Linked DNA regions of Homo sapiens: region 1 is linked to region 2. The links are chromatin loops, found by intact Hi-C in ENCODE. Cell type or tissue: endothelial cell of umbilical vein. All regions are shown on one strand.

What was found. Hi-C counts contacts between places; a loop is a spot of excess contacts. Peaks named below come from ENCODE experiments on the same cell type or tissue, not always from the same donor. Only the 100,000 strongest peaks of a DNase experiment are listed, where the experiment ranks them.
Region 1: a loop joins it to region 2, with 4 times the contacts of the local background. A loop is called at or near these places in 4 of 110 quality-filtered maps.

The regions. Positions count from the first base shown.
Region 1 is chr13:106,375,028-106,377,527 of GRCh38, forward strand. LINC00460 (long intergenic non-protein coding RNA 460) reads left to right here and starts at 1,537. Exons shown (of 3, transcript NR_163477.1): 1 at 1,537-1,638; 2 at 1,840-2,057. RefSeq lists an enhancer at 1,075-2,274. In endothelial cell of umbilical vein, no CTCF peak of the experiment used is centred here; a DNase peak (open chromatin) is centred at 1,514; H3K27ac peaks cover 992 bases.
Region 2 is chr13:106,494,726-106,497,225 of GRCh38, forward strand. EFNB2 (ephrin B2) reads right to left here. Exons shown (of 5, transcript NM_004093.4): 3 at 1,023-1,115; 4 at 156-269. Among named protein-coding and RNA genes, the nearest start is that of EFNB2, 40 kb to the right of the region's middle. In endothelial cell of umbilical vein, no CTCF peak of the experiment used is centred here; a DNase peak (open chromatin) is centred at 1,506; H3K27ac peaks cover 1,683 bases.

The DNA of each region.
Region 1 (2,500 bases), 120 kb before region 2:
TCCCCAGCACCTCTTTGTGGCAGGGCAGGCCAGCTTTCCCAAAATGAGCTATGCGGGTGAGGCTTCTCCTTGGACTTTCCTCCTTCTTCTCCATTCTTCTTCCTTTCCAGCAGGCCGGACCCCAGCGCTCGCCTCTCCATGCCAGGACGCTATGTGCCTCGGTGAGTCCCTGTGCGCGCATAGCAGAGGCGCTCTCCCTTTCCACGGGGTACTGCTTTCCCTGGGAGACGCGAAGAGGAGAGGAGGGCCCGAGTTCAAGCAGGGAGGGAATTCAGAGAGCAGTCATTCACCAAGTCCCCTCCAGCCCCAGCCCTGTGAGCCAGTCCTGCGGGTCCTGCCTTTCGCTAAGAGATTCCCGATTCCGCTCCCTCCGGACGCAGGGAGGTTGAGCAGGGGACACGCAGCCTTCGCCCTTCCCAGTTTTCTCTGTGTGGCCTCTGTCTCTCTCTCTCTGTCTTCAGGAACCAACAAAAGGCAAATGAATTCATTAGGGAGACCAACACCCGCCATGTGCCTTTCTTTTTTTTTTTGAGATGGAGTCTCGCTCTTTCACCCAGCCTGGAGAGCAGTGGCGCGATCTCGGCTCACTGCAAGCTCCGCCTCCCGGGTTCACGCCATTCTCCTGCCTCGGCCTCCCGAGCAGCTGGGACTACAGGCGCCCGCTACCACACCTGACTAATTTTTTGTATTTTTAGTAGAGACAGGGTTTCACCGTGTTGGCCAGGATGGTCTCGATCTCCTGACCTCGTGATCCGCCCGCCTCGGCTTCCCAAAGTGCTGGGATTCCAAGCGTGAGCCACCGCGCCCAGCCATATTTGCCTTTCCTTTTTTGCTTTTTCAGATGGGGTCTCACTCTGTCAATCAGGCTGGAGTGCGGTGGCCCGATCTCAGCTCAGTGCAACCTCTGCCTCCCAGGTTCAAGCGATTCTCCTGTCTCAGTCTCCTGAGTAGCTGGAATAACAGGCATGAGCCACCAAACCCGGCTAATTTTTGTAGAGAGGGGTTTAGCCATGTTAGCCAGGCTGGTCTCGAACTCCTGGCCTCAAGTGATCCACCCACCTCCGTCTCCCAAAGTGCTGGGATTACAAATATGAGCCCCTGTGCCCGGCTGCATTTGCTTTTCTTTAAGGCCGTTATTTAGGACTCAAGAGAGGGACGTCAGGAGAAAAGGTGAGGGAATTGCGGGCGAGAGTGGAGAAGAGGGTAGGCAAGGTTTGGAGAAGTTGCTTTGTTCAACAGTCACCAGCCTAAGCAGCACATCAGTGCTTTCAAGTTAAAGGTAGGAAATGGAAGATAATGTATCCTGTTGAATCTATAGGGATAATTCAGAGATAATTAAAAATATAATGACCCAAATTGGGACTGAGGAAACACGTTGGCATTAACCTCCTTGCCCGGAGAGAAGGTGCCGGGAGAGCTCGCGGTAGGTTTGCCACTTATTTAAGACTCCATCTCCACTTGTTCCTAACCCACTGAGAAATCGGCTCATTATTGACTCAGAGGGATGAACGCCAGATCCTGACTCACCGGTAACCACTTCCTGCAGAAATCCTCCAGCCCTGTTAGAAATGCCTCAGCCAGGGGGACTCATCTCCTCAAACCTGGGGGACCGAGACCTATGAGAGGTCACAGCATGAGGTGACGGAAGTGCCATGTGCACAGGGTTGATTTGGTGGCTCTAATTCTTATAACATAAAAGCTTGCTTCTTAGCATAGTTCTTGCAGTGTTAATTTTAGAGACACATAACGGAGAGGAGTAGGGAAATAAAGACCTGTCTGGTCCTTCCCCACTTCCCTAATCCATCTGTCTCCCTTGCTATGTCTCTAAACCTTCTCCAGCCAGGACATCGGAGGTACCCAGACATTGTTATGAAACTCCGCATGTGCCCCTGGTGGACGCTGCTGGACCCAGCATGCACACTTCTCGGCTAAGAGTCACCCTGGATGAACCACCATTGCCAGCGGGGAGCATGTTGCAGCTTTCCCACGCAGTGGATGAGAACGAAGGTTACGACCATTGTGTGGGAGGCGTCTGTGTAGCAATTGCTGGAATCACTGTGAGTAGTCCGTGTCACATGTGTCTCCCCTGATCTCTCAACGTCTCTTCTTCCCTCTCCACTCCCACTGTCTAACTTTATTCCTCTTTTTTTTTCTACCCCTTTCCGGAGACAGTGTGGCATTGTAGAAAGACTGAGCGTGGGAAAGAAGACGCATTCTGAAGTCACCCCGATTTATGTTAAATTATCACCTTGACTACTGCTATAGAACGAATGTTTATGTCCCCCACCCAAATTCGTATGCTAAGACCTAATAGCCAATAAGATAGTATTAATAGATGGGGCCTTTGGGAGGTGAGTGGCTCATGAGGGCAGAGTCCTCAAAACCAGATAAGTGCCCGAATAAAAGGGGCCCCAGAGAGATCCCTTGCACCGTCTACCATGTGAAGTGTAGAACACAGCGAGAAGGCCACCTATGAGCCAGAACGTGGGCCCTCACCAGA
Region 2 (2,500 bases):
TAATAATGACTCACTGACAGCAAAGATTCCTGATCACTGTAACTTCCAGCTAATCCTAACTGGTTAGAAGTCTTTAGACTCTGCCCTACCTTTTAAGATACTACTAAGAATGTGGTACCCACAGACCTCCATACACACAGATCATGCTGTTATACCTGGATTTGGTTTTACAAAGGGACTTGTTGTCGAACTTCTTCCATTTGTACCAGCTTCTAGTTCTGGACGTCTTGTTGGATCTTTATTCCTGGTTGATCCAGCAGAACTTGCATCTATATGAAAAACAAATGATTAATTACGGCACAGACATCTGACAATATCTAGCTTTAGGAGCTGCATATATATTTCAACAGGCATGAATAGCAATGAACATAAGAGTCTTTATGCAAAGTACTGTGAAATACAAGAATATAATTTTTCTTTTAAAACAAAATGGTTATACTAGTTATTTCAGAGGTTTAGAACGTGAGGCCATCTGTGGAAACTATAGGGATTCTTGCATTTGGCAGGCAAAGCATTGCAGATGACATTTCAATTTAACTGAGCAAGTTGATTGACTACTATACCAATTTTTAATTAGAAGAATAATTATTTCTTTCTGCACAATAGGTTATCTATATTGGAAAAGTCACAATGAACAAAACTCTTCTGTAGTCAAGATTCAGAAATGAGCAAAACTGCACAAGCTTTTAGTTTTCATTCTGGATATTTTGATTTTGAACCAAAGTGTTTTGCTTTTTAAAAAGAAATATCTATCTATCTATCTATCTATCTATTATCTATCTATCTATCTATCTATCTATGGCAATAGACATTCTACCTTGCTGATCTTAACTCTTAGATCTCCAATAAAAGCTTAGTACATTGACTTGAGGAAATCTGTCAGTGGCTCAAAGTGCAGAAGGGTTTGCTTTGAAAACTAAAAAGAAGAGCGAATGAAGGTGGGCATCGGCAACATTAGCACCATACTAGCTGGGGGCTACACCAGGTCACAGTGGCGTCATGAAGCAGCAGATGGTCTTTACCTTGTCCAACTTTCATGAGGATCTTCATGGCTCTTGTCTGGCACACCCCTCCCTCCTGGTTATCCAGGCCCTCCAAAGACCCATTTGATGTAGCTGATTAAAAATAAAATGGACAAAACAAAAAAATAAAGAAAAATCAGGAAATCAATAAGCCAAGTTTACATGAACATGAAATGTCTGAAAACAATTTGAAAAATAAGAATTCACTCTTAGTCACAAGTTTTCTGAAAGTATGGGGATGCTGAAAGCCAAAAAGAAAAAGAAAAAGAAATAAAGAGAAATGGATATCGGAAACACTGCCGCACGTATGCTATCTGACTCCAAATTTATTTAGGCACTTTCTCCTTCCTTCACAAATGACTGATTTAATGTTAGTCTATAAATAAAAGGGATGGCATCCTTCAAAAAGTCTATGGACTCTTTTGGGGCCAAACTCAGAAGAGCAAAATAGTTAATGCAGCCATTTCCAAACGTGGTAATCATCCCCCCACACCTGCTTCCTCCACTGCAGATTTCCTGCTTCAAGAACAATTAGCTTGACGCTCTGTTTGTCAAGCATCCAAGTTCTGTAAACACTAGACCAGGAGCCTCCCACAACCCTTGTCTTCTTTTTTCAGCCTTATGCATGCTTAAGAAGTATACCAGAAATCAGGTCTTCAAAATCTCCCCTTTTTCCTCCATCGTTTTGTAAATCAGAAGAACATACGTGTTATTACTGCCAATGTCAACCTTAGTCAACCTCTTCAACCAAACTACCTGTTGCGGGAAAACTCTGGCTGAATAGAGGGTTCACACACATGCCCACCACTCATTCTGGGTCCTGTGGCAGCCCTGGAGAGAAAGTGGGGACTTTTACCAGCCACTTGCTGGTGTTCACCAACTGAATTCCCTCTCCACCTCAGCAGTGAGGAGTGGAAGGAAGGACAGAATCATTTTACCATTTTCAGCATTTTTTTTTTCAACAGCCTATGCTCTATTTAAACACATCCTTGTTCTGTCTCTTTAGACCAGCGAGGTCTCTGAATAGCTTTGTAACTCAAGCTGTAAAGAGATAGGCTGCCAGGTACTTTAATGAGAAACAGGCTTTGAATTACAGTTCAAGTTCCAGGAGAGAAAAGAAGGTGGAGAGTGCTAGACATTTTCATTCCCCTAAAGTTCAAGGGGCAAGGAACAAAAGTGTTTCATATACATTTCTGCAATTTAAATCCATTTTCTACCTGATTATCAAAGTCTTGGCTTGTAACACTGTACTTTGCAAGGGACTGAAAAAAGGATTGATTTTCTGGTAAAAATAAATCCCAAAGACATTCTTCTAATGGGATTGTTTGTTTTCCAAACAGTAGGTCAGCAAACAAGTTCTATATGCATTTATGGTAGAAATATGCATTCCACTGAAATTATATTAACTACAAAAATAAGGCACTTATTTACTTGTCTTTGTGGTCTTGAATTAACTTTACTTTCACTGTTTTCCTCAA